2 separate regions of the Homo sapiens genome follow, and region 1 is linked to region 2. The links are chromatin contacts, found by Hi-C or POLR2A ChIA-PET in ENCODE. All regions are on one chromosome and are shown on one strand. Each heading gives the region's core, a stretch centred on a gene start or an enhancer-like site at or near the end of the contact. The rest is flanking DNA. Distances are from core to core; before and after follow the strand shown. Region 1 overlaps LOC105370003 (a long non-coding RNA gene). Region 2 overlaps LOC124903082 (a long non-coding RNA gene).

Evidence for each region. A loop is a pair of places that touch in the nucleus more often than their neighbours do. ChIA-PET counts read pairs that join two places held with the same protein, here RNA polymerase II (POLR2A). Pooled maps may share reads with other maps.
Region 1: a pooled map shows a loop between it and region 2 (2.6-fold over the local background). The contact joins two enhancer-like sites. A Hi-C loop is called at or near these places in 2 of 168 maps with a recorded cell type or tissue (MCF 10A and mammary epithelial cell), 3 of 37 single-sample maps with no recorded cell type and 6 of 50 pooled maps. POLR2A ChIA-PET finds 5 or more read pairs at or near these places in 4 of 52 experiments (BJ, IMR-90, MCF 10A and 1 more).

What each region holds. Positions count from the first base shown.
Region 1 is chr12:115,373,038-115,377,090 of GRCh38, reverse strand. It overlaps LOC105370003 (a long non-coding RNA gene), which reads left to right. Exons shown (of 4, transcript XR_945389.3): 4 at 3,204-3,580. Among named protein-coding and RNA genes, the nearest start is that of LINC02463, 510 kb to the left of the region's middle. RefSeq lists enhancers at 1,688-1,777, 1,329-1,829, 1,848-2,067, 2,278-2,387. Within about 2 kb of position 1,635, at least 3 of the 41 ENCODE cell types and tissues checked have a DNase peak (open chromatin) inside an H3K27ac peak, as active enhancers do; they include PC-3, where a contact is called at or near this core.
Region 2 is chr12:115,339,806-115,343,551 of GRCh38, reverse strand. The region is part of intron 2 of LOC124903082 (a long non-coding RNA gene); the gene reads left to right. Among named protein-coding and RNA genes, the nearest start is that of LINC02463, 540 kb to the left of the region's middle. RefSeq lists an enhancer at 1,484-2,683. Within about 2 kb of position 1,956, at least 8 of the 41 ENCODE cell types and tissues checked have a DNase peak (open chromatin) inside an H3K27ac peak, as active enhancers do; they include PC-3, where a contact is called at or near this core.

The sequences.
Region 1 (4,053 bases), core at 386-2,885, 34 kb before region 2:
AGGGGGCAGAGGGGAGAACTGGGGCTGCCTGTGATATGGCAGCTTAAAGATTAAGGCTTCGTCCCGGCAATGGCGTAACATCACCAGGCCACATGGTGGATCTCTCCCTGCATTTTCGGAGTCTTTTCTGACTACCTGGCATTGGGATGCTTTGTCTCTTTCCTGGGCTCACTCCCTTCCCATCTTTAGTTTCCCTCTCTGATCTGTATAGGGGAAAGGCGTGTATAGACCTGGGTTTAAATCCCAGCTCTGTCTCTTACCAGCTGTGTGAACTTGGGCGTGTTATGTAAGGTCCCGGATCTAGAAAATGGAAGTACTAAGCCGACCTCATAGGGTTCTTGTAGGGGATTCAATGAGGTGTTAAATGAAATTAAGTGCTTTTTACAGGACACTTAGTTGACTCTCAATTCATAGTCATTACTACTTTTATTTTATTTTTAATTAATTATTATTATTTTTCTCAAATGGGGTCTTACTCTGTTGCACAGGCTGGAGTGCAGTGGTGCCATCATGGCTCACAGCAGCTTTGAACTCCTGGGCTCCAGTGATCCTCCCACCTCAGCCTCTGGAGTAGCTGGGACTACAGGCATGTGCCACCATGCCTGGCAAATTTTATAAAAAATATTTTTGTAGAGACAGGGTTTCGCTGTGTTGCCCAGGCTGGTCTCAAACTCCTGGGCTCAAGCAATCTGCCCACCTCAGCCTCCCAAAGTGCTGGGATTACAGGGGTAAGCCATTGCACCTGTGCATATTAATGACTATTCTTTATACCTTCCTGTATGCCCATGGTTCTTAACAGGGGTTGACTTTGTCCCCAGGAGATTCTTGAAAATGTCTGGAGACATTTCTGTTTGTCATGCCACATTTGGGGGAGGGTCTGCTACCGGCATCTAGTGCGGGGAGAGCAGGGATGCTGCCAAATGTCCTACCACATGCAGGACAGGCCCCCACGGCCAAAAACTGCCCAGCTAAAATGTCAATAGTGCAGATATTGAGAAATCCTGCTTTAGGCCGGACATTCGGTATTTTCTGTCTTTGGTATTCCCATATTGTTTCATCCTTCCCTTTTGGCTTTATATCATCCTGGATGATGAAGTTATTAATAGTTGTCACATTTCCAACATTATTATTAGACATCACAGATTGGGTCTAAATTCTGGCTTTGCCACTTACTGGCTGTGTATCCTTGGATGAGTTACTTAGGCTCACTGAGCCCCAGTGTCCTCACCTCTAATGTTGGAAGTCGACTATGAAGATGAAATATGATCCTGCACAGGAATGACGGCCCGGAGCACTGCTCAAGAAAACATTGTGCATCGTCAGTGTCCTCAACAACCTTGAGAAGCATGAGACCTGCTGGAATATCGAAGTGCATGGCTGGCTCATTCCTGTGTCCTAAAGTTCTTCCTCTCTTGCCTCTCCCATGACTTTCTCCTAGTCCCATCTTTTTCCTTTAGTTTCTTTTCCCCCTCCCTTTCATTTCTTCTCTTTTTTCTGGCTTACCCTCAGGCAGGAACAGAGGGGGCCCAAACCCTCTCTACTGTGGTTACACATGCACAATTTCAAAGCCTGCTTCTGAAGACAATGTGGCCTGTTTAAAGGCGAATGACTCACTTGTCTGGTTTCTCTTTCACTCCCTGGCTCTGGCTGTTAAAGTTTGGTTCCTGTAGGAGGAAGGGGCGAACTTTGAACGTTCCTCAGGGCCTTCTTATCATGTCACCCACAGCCCCGGCTTTCCTCCCTTGGTGGTGAGAGTTGGGATCAGAAACTCTTGGGCAGGCTGCCTTCCTCTCTCCTCATCTGAGCCCCATTCGCCCTGATCTCCCTGCTGACAAGAGCTGACATCCACGTGCAGCTGGGATTCCCTGTACATCTGAGCACCACCTGCCCGGAAACCCCCCAGGACCCAAACAGAGAGGAAGGCCTCTGTCCTTGGCTACACCCCTGCCTCTTCTTCTTCCCAGGAAGAACCTCACCTCTCAGGGGCTCTGCTTAACCAAGATCCACTTAAAGTAAGAAGAGAGCCCCATTCAACACCGATGAAGTGTATTCAATATGCCAGACACATTGCTAAGTGTTTTACATGCATTATCTCATTCAATCCTCACACCAACCCAGGGGGGTGGTCATTTTGTCATCCATATGTTAAAGAGGATGAAACTGAAGCTCATAGAGACGTAGTCACTTGCCCAAAGGCACACATTTACCAAGCGGAGAGCTAGAATTTGGACCCATGTTCCTCGGATGTCAGAGCTAAGTTGACTAACTTGTCCAAGTTTGCCTGGGACTTTCCCAGGTTTACCACTAAAAGTCTCAGGTCTTGGGAAACCCCTTAGGCTCCTAAAAACCAGGTTGTCCTATAATCAGAAGGAGAGAATGCAATGAGACCAACCCTGGTACTACAAATTCCAAGCATTTTTAAATAATAATATTCCCTCCATTCCTCTCCCTCCTTCCTTCCTCCCTCCCTTCCTCCCTCTCTTCCTTCCTTCTTCCCTCTCACTTCTCCCTTCCTCCCTCCCTTCTTTCCTTCTATTCTTCCTCCCTCCCTCCCTTCCTTCCTTCCTTCCTTCCTTCCTTCCTTCCTTCCCTCCCTCCCTCCTTCCTTCCTTCCCCATGTGCTCTACTGCCAGAGAAGAGATTGGGCCAGCAGTGACTTTTGTGTGAGAATCAAGAACTACTTAAAATTGACAATGCCTGGGTTTGGAGAAAGCCCCTTTCTGGTGCCAAGGTTATGCACAAAAGAAGTGTTGCTCCTCTGCGGGCTTAGGATCTTCCCAGGATGTTCCTCAGCCCTTCCCTGACATCCTTTCTACTTGTGGTCATGTTTTCCTGGGTCAGCTTCTGTTTTCTGAAACACCACTTGGCAGTGGGAGCTGTGGGCTTAGTTGATGGGATCCAGTCACACAATATGTAGAACCAAGCCTGGTACTCAAGGCTCTTTGGGATCTCTTCCAACCTTACCAATCTGTGGGAGAGTCTGACCAGCGTGTCTCCAAAGCCATATTCTCTTCCTCCTGGCCACCCACCTAGACTGCACTTCCCAGTCCCCCTGCAGGGAGGTGTGGTCATGCGCCTGAGTTCTGACCCTAGAATGAATATAGGTGGAAGTGGCATTTACCATATGGTTCACGCATAAACATTGTCCATATGGAGTCCACCATGCTTTCATGCTTTTTTTTTCTTCTTCTGTGTGACTTTAGGCAATGCGAAATCCACAGGACAGAAGAAACCTGGTTCTGGAATCCCCTCTTGGAAGTGAGCTGCCTGCTGATTAATAATACTTGTTGTTTTGGATTTTATGTAAGCTCAAAATATACTTTATGGGTGTGACCCAATGAGATTTGAGGATTTGTTTATTACAGAAACTAGCATTGCCCTAACTAATATATATCCAGTCACATTTCTTTCCACTCTAATACACAAAAATCTCTATGCTGCTCAGAAGAGTTTCCATCTCCCCCACTACTGCTTATATGTCTTCTGCCTAGAATATCTTCAATTGCTTTCTTCCTATTTTAAACTATTCATCTTTAAGGCCCAAGCTAAGTGCCATCTCTTTGTTTGTATATTTGTTTTATTATTATTATTATTATTTTTTGGAGACAAGAGTCTCGCTCTGTTGCCCAGGCTGGGGTGCAGTGATGAATCTCAGCTCACTGCAACTTCTGCCTCCCGGGTTCAAGTGGTTCTCCTGCCTCAGCCTCCCGAGTAGCTGGGACTACAGGCACGTGCCATCACACCTGGCTAATTTGTTGTACTTTTAGTAGAAATGGGGTTTCACCATGTTAGCCAGGAAGGCCTTGATCTCCTGACCTCGTGATCTGCCCACCTTGGCCTCCCAAAGTGCTGAGATTACAGGCCTGAGCCACCGCGCCCAGCCTATTTTTAATTTTTGAGTCTTGTTCTGTTGTCCAGGCTGGAGTGCAGTGGCACAATCACAACTCACTGCAGCCTTGACCTCCTGGGCCCAAGCGATCCCACCATGCCTGTGCTCCCAGCTACTTGGGATGCTGAGATAGGGGATTTTTTTTTTCTTTTATGTAGAGCTGA
Region 2 (3,746 bases), core at 707-3,206:
ACAAAGGTGTGGGAGTCAGAGCCCATTTCATTGTCTATGGAGCCAGGATCCCAGCAGAAAAAAAAAAAATTCGTTCAGCTGTTTAACTGAGAGACATTTCCATAAGGGCTATTTACAGAATTGTGAGCTGAGTTAGGAGAACCAGAAATGGATGATGAAGCACCATCAGGGACTTCTAACAGCAGGAAGTTGTCACCAACCCTGGAACACAAGGGGCAGTGGGAGGAAAAGGACCCTTGGAGTCCAGTGAAAGCTGGAGCCATGGAGGTGAGGTCACCCAGTGAGTGATGTAGACATGGGGAGCCACAAACCCTTTCAGATATATAATACAGAAGCAGAGAGGGAGTAGAGGCATTGATACCCAAGCTCTCTCTCTTGCCACCCTCAGTCTTCTGCTGGTGTTTATCATTGGTCAAACCCAACTGAAAGCCGGGGTAAGGGAACATGAGTTTCATAGTCTGTGTGCATCACAAAGAGGGCAGAGCAAGGTAGAGAATTAACCTTCGAGATGGAATTGGAGTTAGAATAACCAGCATCCTTGATTCAAGGTGGTAAAAGGGAAGACAATGCTACCTGCCTATTTGTTAAGGAGACTGAGTTGACAGGAACAAAGTTTATCGGGTGATATTCCCATGCAGAATCAACATAGAAGCTCCTCATTCTTTGGCAAGAAATGTTCCCTCCAATTGTATATATTTGACATTGGTCGGAGTGATGGATGGAGAGAAAAAAATAAAGGATACTAGGTCCTTGGTGTGTTGTTTCACGTGAAGACCACAAAGATTTTCTAGCGGAGAGATGTATTCTTATGGTAACCAGTTTCTAATAGTCCTATCCTTGTGTAGTTCCCTCCCACATTATACCAGGGTTGGTCTCACCAATGGCATACAGCGGAAGTGATGGTGTTTCACCTCTGAGATTAGATAACAAAAGAAATTGCAGGTATATTATCTCTCCCCCATCCCCCCCTTTCCTGCTCTCCTTTTTTCTTCCTCCCTTCTCCCTCCTCCCTGCTCTCTTCTCTCCTCTCTGTCTTTCAACTGATCATGGTGGGGGGCGGGGTGGGGGGCAGGTGGGGGGAGCTATTTTGGGAGCAGCCCTGAAGAGAGACCTACATAGTGAGAATCTGAGACTTCCTGCCAACAGCCACATGAATAAGCATTGAAATGAATTTCCCCCAGTCAAGCCTTCAAATGAGACGACAGCCCATCTGACTACTTGACTGCCATGTCATGAGAGACTCTGAAGCAGAACCATGCAGTTAAGCTGCTTCCAGATTCTTGACGTTCAGAAACTGCGAGCTAACTTTGAGGTTAAATGCATTTGCTCCTTTTCAGTAATGATTTGTAACATGCATTTATTTTGTGCTTATTTTAATCTTTCACAAAGCCTGGGATTCACACTCTCTTAACTGTGTAACAAAGTCCTTGTCTAGCCTCTGAGACTCAGTTTCTTCAATTTTCAGTGAAGATCACAATAATCCTATCAAAAGGGTTGTCCTGAGGATCAAATTGTTGTCCAAAATACTTATAGTATTCTAATTCCCTTAGGACAGTGCCTAAAACAGAGTAACTACTTAACAAACTTAGTTGTTATCATTAAAGAGGGAGAAAAATGGGTTTCAAATACTATTTATAATTAAGATCATGGCACCAATGAAACCTGAGATTACAGTTCACCATTATTGCATGGTCTATTTCAGCTCTGTTATTTCTCTTGCCTCGAAGACAGTTCTGTTCTCTCACAATTGCTGCAATGCACAGTTTCCCAAAACAACATGCAGTTCTGCCAACCTCAGAGGCCTGGAGCTTTGAAACATCCCCCTCCTGACCATGGAGAATTGGCTGTCTCCACTCGCGCCTCCTTGGCAGAAGGGGAATCCCTGATTTTCTGGACATGCTTTGTCACTCCCTGGGTGTGAGCCAGATCTTGCTCATGATTTCCATTCTCTAATGACTCGGGGATGAGCATGTGACTGAGTCATAGGGAGCCGGTGGGGTGTGGGTGGCTGTATGGTGTTTATACTGAAATCACAGGGGGTTGGGGCTTCATAGAAAATAGCAACAATGAGTAGATGACCGGTTCAGATGTGAGTTCAGCAAACCACCAAGGCACATGTATACCTATGTAACAAACCTGCATGTTCTGCACGTGTATCCCAGAACTTAAAGTATAATTTGAAAAAAGAAAAAAAAAAAAGAAAATAGCAACAATGAATAAGGAGTCAGAGCAGCTCACCCAAGCTCTGTCATGTTTCACACTTAACCTGGGAAAATTCACCAACTTTCCTTGTTGCTAAAAACTGCCAAGTTTTTCAATCAGTAAGCGCATCTTCTTTCTCTCTAAGAATGATGTCAAGAGCACTATTAGTAGCTTTTGTCTTGAAGCTTGAGCTGGCCTTCATGACAATCTTCCCACTTTGGCAAGAGAGTACATCCATTTTAGTTTTCAACTCTCCCTTACTCCCCAGAAGCAGGTAAAAAGGAAAAGCAGCAGTGAAAATAGTAGCTGTCATTCTGTGTCAATTACCCTCCTAGGCATAGAAATCTCTGACTGGAAAAGAATGGAAGAAAATTGCCAAGTGGACAGAAGGTTGAATCCCAGTATTTTCTCTCCAAAGCAATTCACCTTTCAGACTACACATATTCAAAGAAGCATATGGGCCGGGTATGGTGGCACATGCCTGTAATACCAGCACTTCGGGAGGCCGAAGTGGGGGTATCACATGGGGTCAGGGGTTTGAGACCAGCCTGGCCGACATGGTGAAACCCCATCTTTACTAAAAATACAAAAATTATCCAGGTGTGGTGGCATACACCTGTAATGTCAGCTATTCTGGAGGCTGAGGCAGGAGAATCACTTGAACCGAGGAGGCAGAGGTTACAGTGAGCCAAGGTTGTACCACTGCACTCCAACCTGGACGATAGAGTGAGTGAGACCCTGTCTTAAAACAAACAAACAAAAGCATATGTACAAGCACATATTTAGAGTCATGCTGTTTACAATAGTGAAAAATAGGAAGCTACAAAAATGACCATCTATTCGTGACTAATTCAACTCATTCATATACTTTCAAAAGTGGTATACTCTATAACCATTAGCAAGAATATGCTATATTTATTTGTATTATATACCCAAATTATAAATCATTCTACTATAAAGACACATGCACACATATGTTTATTGAGCCACTGTTCACAATAGCAAAGACTTGGAATCAACCCAAATGCCTATTAATGATAGACTGGATAAAGAAAATGTGGCACATATACACCGTGGAATATTATGCAGCCATAACAAAGAATGGGTTCATGTCCTTTGCAGGGAAGCCATCGTTCTCAGCAAACTAATACAGGAACAAGAAAGCAAACACTGCATGTTCTCACTCATAAGTGGGAGTTAAACAATGAGAACACCTGGACACAGGGAAGGGAACATCACACACGGGGGCCTGTCAGGGGTTGGGGGGCAAGGGGAGGGAGAGCATTAGGACAAATACCTAATGCATGCGGGACTTAAAAACCTAGATGACGGGTTGATAGGTGCAGCAAACCACCATGGCACGTGTATACCTATGTAACAAACTTGCATGTTCTGCACATGTATCCCAGAACTTAAAGTAAAATTAAAAAAAGATAAATAAATAAAAAACAAACAAAATCACACAAAGGAATGTATAAAATATCTATAAGTGAGCCACGTCACAGTATAATAGGAATAGTGTAGTTCCATTTCTGTTTTGAATT